2 separate regions of the Mus musculus genome follow, and region 2 is linked to region 1. A link is a loop called in an ENCODE intact Hi-C map of the cell type or tissue named here. Cell type or tissue: left cerebral cortex. All regions are shown on one strand. Links, peaks and the distances in the headings refer to the core of each region. The heading gives the core; the rest is flanking DNA. Region 1 overlaps Ptpn4 (protein tyrosine phosphatase, non-receptor type 4). Region 2 overlaps Cfap221 (cilia and flagella associated protein 221).

What was found. A loop is a pair of places that touch in the nucleus more often than their neighbours do. Peaks named below come from ENCODE experiments on the same cell type or tissue, not always from the same donor. Only the 100,000 strongest peaks of a DNase experiment are listed, where the experiment ranks them.
Region 2: a loop joins it to region 1, with 2.5 times the contacts of the local background. A loop is called at or near these places in 2 of 42 quality-filtered maps.

Annotation. Positions count from the first base shown.
Region 1 is chr1:119,673,782-119,676,697 of GRCm38, forward strand. Ptpn4 (protein tyrosine phosphatase, non-receptor type 4) reads right to left here. Exons shown (of 27, transcript NM_019933.2): 25 at 1,768-1,916. Among named protein-coding and RNA genes, the nearest start is that of Epb41l5, 26 kb to the left of the region's middle. In left cerebral cortex, for the core only: a CTCF peak has its summit at 1,433 (motif pointing left); a DNase peak (open chromatin) is centred at 1,398.
Region 2 is chr1:119,928,673-119,931,588 of GRCm38, forward strand. It overlaps Cfap221 (cilia and flagella associated protein 221), which reads right to left. Exons shown (of 24, transcript NM_001115074.2): 21 at 2,217-2,308. Among named protein-coding and RNA genes, the nearest start is that of Tmem177, 17 kb to the left of the region's middle. In left cerebral cortex, for the core only: a CTCF peak has its summit at 1,286 (motif pointing left); a DNase peak (open chromatin) is centred at 1,273.

The DNA.
Region 1 (2,916 bases), core at 132-2,631:
TTTTACCTGTTTTAGTATGTTTGAATTTAGTAATTGAGGAGTATTTCTGTGTCTTAATTTGTGCCTTTGTTGGTATGGATTTTTCTTCCACTTTTATTTGGGAATCTTCCTCCCTAGCAGACTATTCTTGCAGGGTAAACCCCCAATATTACTCAGGGAGATGAAAACAAATTGGTAACCCCACAATGAATGTGATATCGAAACACAGTGAAATTGGTTAAACTCCATAACACACCCGCAATGACCAAAGAAGAAAAAAATGGCAAAATGAATGTTAAGTATACTCTGAAGTTAAAAATCATTTATAGCAAAGGTGGAAATAGTAATGAATGGGATAAAGAAAGAAAGGAGAGGAAAAAGGGACACAAGAAACAGTGTTAAGTAAAAGGAAAAAGAAGAGTAGAAATAAGTTATAAAACGGAGGAGGAATCCCCCACTAGAGCAAAGTGGAAGAGCTGGCCCCATTAGCATGGGCACAGGAGAGCTGGGGGTGGGGGGTGGGGAGGCTGATGAACTCACACACACTGGAGTGTGGGAAGGGGCAGGTTCTACAGAACCAAAGTTGTCGAATGCCCATGACACAGGGCACTAAAAGGATATCCAGGCAAGGATCCAGTATTGATGCTGGAGCAACGACTCATTGTGATGACCATTTCCAAGTAAAGCTGTGTGGGAACAGATTACACTGTGTGACCCGCTGCAGCTCCCACAGTGAGATGGTTTTATTTCATTTGTTTTTGGGAGAAGGTTGCAAGGGCAGAGGGTATATATGGAGGGATGAGGAGATGAGTGGAATTGGGATGTATGATGTCAATTTAACAAATAATAAAAAAAATATTAAAATAAAGAAGAGGAGGAAAAAACAGGAGATTAAAAAGAAAAGAAAAGCCGGGCGTGGTGGCGCACACCTTTGATCCCAGCACTCAGGAGGCAGAGGCAGGCAGATTTCTAAGTTCAAGGCCTGCCTGTTCTACAGAGTGAGTTCCAGGACAGCCAGGGCTATACAGAGAAACCCTGTCTTGAAAAACAAAACAAAACAAAACAAAAAAAGCTTGCTGAATAATGAAAAATAAAACCAGTTAAACATGGAAATGAAATTTAAAAAAAATAAAAACACAAAAATTCTATTTTGTAAGATGGGGTGGCAGTATAGTATACATGTACAACTCCAGAATTGGTGGAGGATCGTAAGGGCATTTAGACCAGGTTAGGTTATACAAGACCTTTTCTCAAAAATGTTAAAATAAGAAAACATTAAGATATTACCACTAAAGGTATATATTAAGATATTATCACATGTGACCCAGTGGCAGAAAGAAAGATGCCACTTTGGATCTGCTGCTAGTCATACAGGTTAAGCTTCAGAGGCCCACAGGGCTCTGCACTGTATTAGCTCCCCTAGTTTGTAGAGTAGCAGCCTCTGCTGGCCACACTTAGCCTTGCAATCTAAAACTGAAAACTACATTCCTGTTTTTATAAATTACCAAGTTTCAAATGTCTTGTTATAGCAATACAACACATGGAAACGATGTCAGTATTTCATCATATCCAAGTTACCATCAATTATAAGACACATTCCAATGAAGAGAGACTAAAACAGGAGAACCAGAAAATAACTATTGTTTTTATCCTTTTACATAGTTTCTACACCATTATATTAGAATTTTCTCCATTGTCTACCATCTTCTATTACAACAAAAGGCCAAAATACAGAATGCATTCCCAACAACGTACTTATTCATTTCTTAAGGACAGGAAATAAAGTACCTGCAATGAACAATAATGGGCTCTTCTTTTCCAGCCCTCTGGTCTCGTACATGACAAACAAAATCCAGAAAGTCACTCGAATCATCAGGTACTCCATGGTCAGGCCAGGCTGTGTACTGAATCTGAGTAAGTTGACGGCTCTCATTTTTCTAAATGAAAATGAGAAGTTACACACTTTGACTTAGGAATTACCTTTAAAATATAAAATTCATGCCATTTTAGCTTTAGAAGGAAATAAAACCACCTTTCCATTTTGTCTTGCCATTGTGTATAAACTCACTTAAATACAACATTTGAACTGAAGGAAAACATTTCACAGAAATAGTTGTATCCTTGTAAGTACTAGCTACTTACATTGCTATACTTTTTTTTTTTTTTTTTTGGTAAAGATTTTCCGAGACACAGTTTCTTTGTATAGCTTTTGGCAGTCCTGGAACTAAGTCTGTAGATCAGGCTAGACTCAAATTCATAAAGATCCACCTACTTCTAACTCCCAAGTGCTAGGATTAAAGGTGTTCACCACCACCACCTGGCAACATTGCTATACTTTAATGACTCAATTTTTATGTCTAAGGCATTTTGAACAGGGTAATCAAATAAATTAAGGTCAGAGAACTGCTTAAAAGATTACCTAATAGGGATTCCACGTGAACAAAGATGGTAAAGTAAACACTTTGTGAGCATGAACAAAACTTGAGACAATTATTCCATGACAGGAATGACATCAAAGCCCCAGGAGAATGAAATGGCTCAGCTGCTAGGAGTGCTTATGGCCAAGAATGACCATCTCAACCCAATTGCTGGGACACATACTGTGGAGCAGACAGCAGACTCCTTTAGGTTGTCTTCTGCCCTCTCTGACCTCCACAGGTGCACCATGACAAAACCACAAACACTTGCGCACACATAAATGAGTATAATAAAACATTTAAATACAAAATCTCTCAAATATACAGATAGAGTATATAAATATATAATATATATATACTTGGCTGCAGTAAGGGGAGCAATGATGGATATAATTAAAGTAAGAACTCTGGCTCAAATCCTCAAATCCTAACTCTGCCAGTTTTGGCATTTAATATTTCAGAGGTTCTTTCCTTCAAGTGAAAAGTGAAAGGACACCTACAGCTCCACAGCATCTTTAGG
Region 2 (2,916 bases), core at 272-2,771, 260 kb after region 1:
TGATGTGGCCTGAGCTCACCCATACCATGCACACATGCACATAAATAAATAAAAATAGAAAAGAAGGCCCTGTCTGTGAACTGGGAAATAAGCCCTCACTAGACACAAAATCTGCCTGGTGTCTGACTTTTGATCCATATATGGTGTTTTTAACATGGAGACTATAGCACTTTGTCATAGCACATGGATAGATAAGTACAGAAGTTAGAAAATAGATTACCATTATTATTTATAACTGCTTTTAGAAGCAATAGCTTGGCCTTCAATCCAACAATCAGTATAAACAAATAATAGAAAGATACTTATTTTCTTTTGAGACAGAATCTCACGTAGTCCAGGCTGGCCTTGGGCTCTCTGTGTAACTGAGGACGACTTTGAACTCCTGAGTCTCTTGCTTTCGTCTCTCCATGCTGAGGTTACAGATGTGTGACCATTTCTACAATGCTGGGGATGGAGCCCAGGCTTTGTGCGTGTTACACACTTCCTACCAGCTGATCTGCACCCCTGCCTGGGCCCTGCTCCTGATTTTTGAGATATTATGCAATGGCAGCTCATCTGAAACAAACTGGCCCAACAGAGCATTCAGGCACAGAAGCTGAAGGCAAAAGTCATGGTAGAAAGCTTTTCATTGATATGACCTTCATGTTTAATGTATGGATATCCGGGCCACAGCAACCTTCTCCTGACTTTCCACTAAAACTTCAGCTTTGGGAGATGTTTCCAAGGACATTACTTTGGAAAACAATGAATTGACCAGTTTTTAATACTTGGAATCCATGAATGTTAACAATGGGTGCACTGGAGTTCAGAAACAACCCCAGACCCAGCTGAGTCAATTTTTCCCCACTGTAGTGGTGAGGATGAGAGGCAAGAACTTTATTACTGAGTTATGCACTAGCTAGATATGGGTCTATATATGTCAGGTATGCCTGTGAGCATGCCTGTGTGTGTATGGAATGAGTTCTGGATTGTTAGTTGATATAGGAAGACTCAGCCCACTGTGGGTGGCACCATTCCTTAGGCAGCAGATCCTGAATGAGCAAGGATTCTATTCTGCCTGCTCTTGGCTGTGGATGGTGTTTGAAGCTTCTGCCTTGACCTTCCTGAAGTAACAAAATATAACCTGGAATTGCAAGCCAAACAGACCCCTTCTTTCCTAGGCTGCTTTGTGTCCGGGTATTTTATCACAGCAACAGAAATGAAACCAGAACAGCAGGTCAGTTTGACTCATTCAGTTTTCTTGTAGAATGAGTTGGTTTAGGGGGATGATGCTCCCATCTAGTGGTGAGAGAATGATTGCACACAGTTTTGTGAGCTCAGTGGAAAATGCAAGAGTTATCAAAAGCAAGAGTCAGTCAGATCCTAGATACTTCATCATATAGCCATTTGCAACATCCCAGTGAAGTTGTCATCATAGCCCCTGTCTCACAAAGAGGAAGATAACTCCTCAAGAGCCCAGGAAATGACTCAATAAAGTGTTTGCCATGCAAGTGTGCAGACCTGAATTTGATCCCAAGAACCCGAGTTCCAGCCACAGAACACACTTTTTAAAAAGCTGGGTTTGGTGATGAACATCTGTAATTCCAGAATGGAGGAGGCAAAGACTGGAGACTCCATTGGTAACACGGCTGGCTACCTTAGCAGAATCAGCTACTTCCAGGTACTAATAAAAGACCTTATCTCAAAATAAATAAGTCAATAAATAAAATTTAAAATAAACAAAAAGTTGTAGTTTCTGATGAAGAACACTCAAGATCACCTTCTGGCCTCCATAAGCAAGTACACACGTGAGCGTGTACTTGAATACACACACACACACACACACACACACACAGAGAGAGAGAGAGAGAGAGAGTGAAGAACACTCAAGATCACCTTCTGGCCTCCATAAGCAAGTACACACATGAGCGTGTACTTGAATACACACACACACACACACACACACACACACACACACACACACAGAGAGAGAGAGAGAGAGAGAGAGAGAGAGAAAGAGACAGAGAGACAGAGAGACAGACTCACTCACCCCATGAACTATAAAGAAAAAGATGAATATTTCAGCAAAATTATATGATCTGTTAATTCTCTCTCTGAGCCACCAATTAGTCAGCATTACATTACTTTTAAAAGGCATGGCCTCTGATTCCTGGTCTCCCAGCCTCCGTAAGCTACGGTGCTAACATACCCCAGGAGGCCAGCAGTTCCCAGCTTACCTCTGAGTGGCTTCCACCATAGAGGGGTCAGACATGGAGGAAAACACCAGGGGCTGGAACTTCTTCCAGTTCATGATTCCAGGAATTATATCCTGTGATGAAAGTTGGAGCAGGGTCAGGATGCAGAAAGACGACAGTGTTAGCTGCAAGAGCTAATATCGACTGTTAACTTGACAGACTCTAGACTCATCTAGGAGACACATCTTTGGGAATGTTTCTGAGGATTTTTAAAACTTGGATTAACTGAAGTGGGAAGACCCACCTTTAACTGTGAGCAGTGTTATCCCTTAGGCTGAGGTCCCAGGCTGAATACAGAGGGAAAAGTGAGCTGAGACCCAGCATCCCTCCCTCCAGGCTTGCTGACTATGGATGTGACGTGGCCAGCTGCCCAGGGCTCTTGACATCAGGCCTTACTTTCCCAGGATGCTCTTGTCATATGTTTGTTGTAGGAACAAGAAAAGGAACTAACAAGGATGTATCTTAGCCTTCCTTTCACTCAGGTGACCATTTTTAAGTGTCAAAAGGTTCAATCCAAATTGTATCATTCCATTCAACTTGACTTTCTCTAAAGCAAAGACAGTTGTTCTAGTATACGGTATGTGGTGATGACCAAGGGCTGCTGTGGCTTTCCAGGCATTCAAGTAGGACAGGTTGCACCCAGGCAGGGAGGACAGTGCAGGGGAATGCTCTGGCAAGATGA